2 separate regions of the Homo sapiens genome follow, and region 2 is linked to region 1. Evidence: read pairs that join two places in POLR2A ChIA-PET (ENCODE). Cell type or tissue: MCF 10A. All regions are shown on one strand.

Region 1 (2,500 bases):
CAAATATCTCTTTGAGATCCTGTTTTAAATTCTTTTGAATGTATATGCAGAAGTGAAATTGCTGGATCATATGGTTATTATATTTTTAATTTTTTGAGGAACCTCTGTATTGTTTTCCATAGTGGCTACACCATTTTATATTACCACCAAATTTTAAATAAGGGTTCCAATTTCTCTACATCCTCATCAACATTTGCTATTTTCTGTTTTTTTGATAATAGTCATCTTAATGGGTGTGAGGTGGTATCTTGGTGTAGTTTTAAGTTGTGTTTCTCTGATAACTGATGATGTTGAACATACCTTCATACGCTTGTTGGTCATTTGTATATCTTTGGAGAAATGCCTGTTCAAGTTCTTTATCCATTTTTAAATTGTATTAGTTGTAAAACTCTATGTCTTAAATAGTACCCCTATCCATCTGATTCGCTCCCATGCCTGGAGATGTCACTCAAGGAGGCTGGAAGAGCACCCCAGTGATTTCAATGGAGATTGGTGGTGAGTGGGCCAGCAGTGGTGATGGAGTGGTGATGGAGATTGAGGAGGCTTGGTTGCTCAAACTGCATTGTTCTTGATTGGGTTATTCTTGACATCACACACTCTTCAGTTTGATTTTATTTATTTATTTATTTATTTAATTTTGAGACGGAGTCTCGCTCTGTCGCCCAGGCTGGAGTGCAGTGGCACGATCTCGGCTCACTGCAAGCTCTGCCTCCTGGGTTCACGCCATTCTCCTGCCTCAGCCTCCCGAGTAGCTGGGACTACAGGTGCCTGCCACCATGCCTGGCTAATTTTTTGTATTTTCAGCAGAGACGGGATCAGTTTGATTTTTTTTTTTTTTTTACGTCTATACCATTAAGCCTCAAATTAGACAGGCAATTCCCTGGGGAGTCTTTACTGAGTCCTGAAATTACCCTCTCTTCCATTTTCTGAGCCTTTAGCTTCTTTTTTTTCTTCTTTTTTTTTTGAGACAGTCTCACTCCATCACCCAGGCTGGAGTTCATTGGCATGATCTTGGCTCACTGCTGCAGCCTCTGCCTCCTGGGTTCAAGTGATTCTCATGCCTCAGCCTCCCAAGTAGTAGCTGGGATTACAGGCATGGGCCCCCACACCTGGCTAATTTTTGTATTTTTAGTAGAGATGGGGTTTCGCCATGTTGGCCAGGCTGGTCTTGAACTCCTGACTTCAAGTAATCCGCCCTCCTCGGCCTCCCAAAGTGCTGGATTACAGGCATGACCTAACTTCTTCTAAAAGTGTACTTCCTTTTCCATCAAGAGTGCTTTCCTGGCGTTGGTGCTGCTAGGAATCTACCTCTTCATTGTGCCCATCCTCCATTTTTTCCCCAATTTTTCTACGTCTTCATCACAATAAAACTCTTCCTGGCTCTTTGCCCAAGGCTGCAGCCTAAAATGTTCTGGGGCCTCTGCATCAAACAAGGGTGGTTCTGCCAGGTTTTTCTGAGCCCTTCTGTCCTGAGACAAAGGACTTGGCCTGGTATTCAGAGTGTCAACCGCTTGGAATGTAACAGTTCCTGATTCAGAGCCTTAGACCTCCCACTGCAATGGCTCAGTGTCTTTGAACTAACCAATAAGCACAGGAGATCTCTTGTCCTTTGAGTAGAAGAGCAGCCTCACTGCCACTCTTTTGGCTGGGACTCTAGGGGCCTGAGGTCCTGTTCTGGATTTGTGACCTGCTCTGTGACTTTGAGTGAGTCACTTAGTCTTTGTTTTCCCAGTTGCAAAATGAAGGGCTTAAATTAAATGATCTTTGAGGTCCTACCAAGCTCTAACACTCTTTGGTTCAATTCTGTTAATCATACATGTACATGTATATGTACATACTGTACATAATGTACATGTCCATACTGTACATAATGTACATGTCTTGGTGTTCTTGGCTCTTTATTAGCCAGTGGGGCACTCCATAGGTTAATAAAATAGACTCTGCTTTCAGAGCTCATAGTCCAGGAGGGAAGCAGTTGCATAAACAACTAAATCTTCTAACATGAAGTGTTTCTAGAATGGCACTGTCACCATGTATTTTTGGGATAGAGGATAGTGATTAGTTTTAGTTGGAAGGGTCTGTGAAGCTTCATGTAGGAGACAGCGTTTGAGTCTTTGGTCTTGTCTTCACCTCTGTTCTGTTGTTCTTTCCTCTCTCCATCTCCGTGTGAATTCCCAAACCTGGTCTTTTTTTAAACTCTGGGACAGTTTTCAGGATAAGTTATGTTCCTCCTTAAATAAAAATAAAACAAGGCTGCGCATGGTGGCTCATGCCTGTAATCCCAGTACTTTGGGAGGCAGAAGCAGGTGGATTGCTTGAGCCCAGGAGTTTGAGACCGCCTGGGCAACATGGTGAAACCCTGTCTCTACAAAACAAATACAAAAATTAGCCTAGCATGGTGGCACACGTCGGTAGACCCAGCTACTTAGGAGGCTGAGGCCTTGGGAGGATCACTTGAGCCCAGGAGGCAGAGGTTGCGGTGAGCTGAGATTGCACCACT
Region 2 (2,500 bases), 150 kb before region 1:
CCTGGCAATGTTGGTTATCTTTTCATGTGCTTATTAGACATTTGTATACCTTCTTTGGGGAAATGTTTATTCTAATCTTTTGTCCATTTTTTAATTGGGTTATTTGGCTTTTGTTGTTGAGATGTAAAAAGTTTTTAAAACTAATAAAATATTTTTCTAATTTTTTTTAAGGCTAGGGCGTGGTGGTATGCACCTGTGGTCCCAGCTACGAAGGAGGCTGAGGTGGTAGGATCGCTTGAGCTCAGGAGATGGAATGCACCACTGCACTCCAGCCAGGAAGTGTAATGGTTAGTTTTATGTGTCAACCTGGCTAGGCTATAGTCCCCAGTTACTCAATCTAACACACTAATCTAGGTGTTGCTGTAAAAATATTGTGTAGATTTGGTTGACCTATACAATCATTTGAAGTTAAGTAAAGGAAATTATCTTTGATAATTGGTGGGCCTCACCAATCAGTTGAAGGGTCTAACAAGCAAAACAGGTTTCCCTGAGAAGGAAGAAATTCTGCCTGTGGATTGAACTGTAGCCTCAGCCCCAGCCTGAGAGTTTCCAGCTTGCTCTGCAGATTTTAGACTTGCCAGCCCCCTCAATCATATAAGCCAATCCCTTAAAATAAATCTCTTTGTATATGTATATATCTCCTACTATTTCTGTTGCTCCGGAGAGCCCTGACTAATGCAGGGAAGAAGAGGATGTCTTCCTTCCATTAACTCCCAATTTGAATCAATTGGAAACACCAGGTTTGGGAATGAAGGAGGAAGGCCTGGCAGACAAGGAGATCTGAGGGGAGGGTGTTGAGAGCCTCCCGTCTAGAGGAAACGGTACCCCATGTCTAGAGATGGGAGGTGGTGAAAATGTTACCTGAACAATACTCCATCTGGATCATCAGATGAATAAGGACTTCTAGAAGCTCAAGTTTAATCACTGTTTTCTTTATTCTTTGGTTTTTGTTTTTTTGAGACAGTGTCTTGCTTTGTTTCCCAGGCTGGAATGCAACGGCGCGATCTCGGCTCACTGCAACCTCTGCCTCCTGGGTTCAAGTGAGTCTCGTGCCTCAGCCTCCTCAGTAGCTGAGACTGCAGGTGCGCACCACCACACCTGGCTAATTTTTGTATTTTCAATAGAGACAGGGTTTTGCCATTTTGGCCAGGCTGGTCTTGAACTCCTGACCTCAGGTGATCCACCCACCTCGGCCTCCCAAAGTGCTGGGATTACAGGTGTGAGCCACCATGCCCAGCCTCTTTATTCTTTATCTCATCTTTGTGATCTCTAGTTTTGAGATGAGGAGCTTTCTTTCAGCCTCCTGTACTCTCAACTAACAATCATGAGCTTTTAGTTCAAGGGAAATAACTTGGTTTTGAGAAGAACAAATGATCCTGTTGCACTGTGCTACAAGGTCTTTGACTTGCTTTCTGAAGGTCTTCAGCTCTTTATAACAGGCTCATCTTGGCATTTGCTTCAGAACTTTCTTCCTCTTGCTCCAATAATGACCTTCCCAGACAGATCATTTCTCAAGAGACGACACTGCTTTGTCTTGACAAAGTTCAGTCACTTCATTTCCTCTCTGCAGAAGATTTTGATCTGCACTTTCAGTCGAGGTTTGCTCAGCCTGAAGATTTTTCACCTGATCTGTCTTGGCTTTTCTGTTTTCTTCTTTAGCAATGTTGATGTAGAATTGATTTTTCTCCCATCTGGGATGTTTAAATGTACACTTGACTTTTCAACATTAATTTCTTCCTGGCTCCTCTTGTCTGGTCATAAATACTCTCTTCACCTGCAGATTCTAAGTTATTACCCATGTTCTCTTCTCCAAGGGAAGCTATCACATCTTTTATCTTTAGGCCAGGCATGGTGGTATGCACCTATAGTCCTAGCTACTGGGAAGGCTAAGGCAGGAGGATTGCTTGAGCCCAGGAGTTCAAGGGAGCAGTGAGCTATGAGAGCGCCACTGTACTCCAACCTGAGCAAAAGAGATCTTGTCTCAAAATAAATAAATAAACAAACAAACAGAAAAATTCTGCCCCAAACCAAGATTACTATTAACACATGTAGTATCACAACACACATTAACTCTCTCCCATTAATTCCCCAGGAGAGTAAATCTTAGTCTTACATTGTCAGATACTTCTCCATAGAATTTTGTTGCAGTGGGCCAGGGGTGGTGGCTCATGCCTGTAATCCTAGCACTTTGGGAGGCTGAGGCAGGTGGATCACTTGAGGTAAGGAGTTTGAGACCAGCCTGGCCAACATGATGAAACCTCGTCTCTACTAAAAATACAAAAATTAGCTGGGCGTGGTGGTGCATGCCTGTAATCCCAGCTACTCAGGAGACTACTCAGGAGGCTGAGGTAGGAGAATTGCTTGAGCCTGGGAGGCAGAGGTTGCAGCAAGCCGAGATCGCACCATTGCACTCCAGCCTGGGCAACAGAGTAAGTGAGACTGTCTCATTAGAAAAAAAAAAAAAAAAGAACTCTGCTGCAGCATCTTCTAGGTTTGTCCA

Evidence for each region. Peaks named below come from ENCODE experiments on the same cell type or tissue, not always from the same donor. Only the 100,000 strongest peaks of a DNase experiment are listed, where the experiment ranks them.
Region 2: POLR2A ChIA-PET joins it to region 1 with 6 read pairs; 2 of 35 experiments call an interaction of 5 or more read pairs at or near these places.

What each region holds. Positions count from the first base shown.
Region 1 is chr11:73,493,468-73,495,967 of GRCh38, reverse strand. All of the region lies in intron 1 of FAM168A (family with sequence similarity 168 member A), which reads left to right. Among named protein-coding and RNA genes, the nearest start is that of FAM168A, 100 kb to the left of the region's middle. RefSeq lists enhancers at 622-1,139, 1,140-1,658. In MCF 10A, no CTCF peak of the experiment used is centred here; a DNase peak (open chromatin) is centred at 1,517.
Region 2 is chr11:73,639,823-73,642,322 of GRCh38, reverse strand. It overlaps the pseudogene LOC100419713. Among named protein-coding and RNA genes, the nearest start is that of PLEKHB1, 5.5 kb to the left of the region's middle. In MCF 10A, no CTCF peak of the experiment used is centred here; no DNase peak of the experiment used is centred here.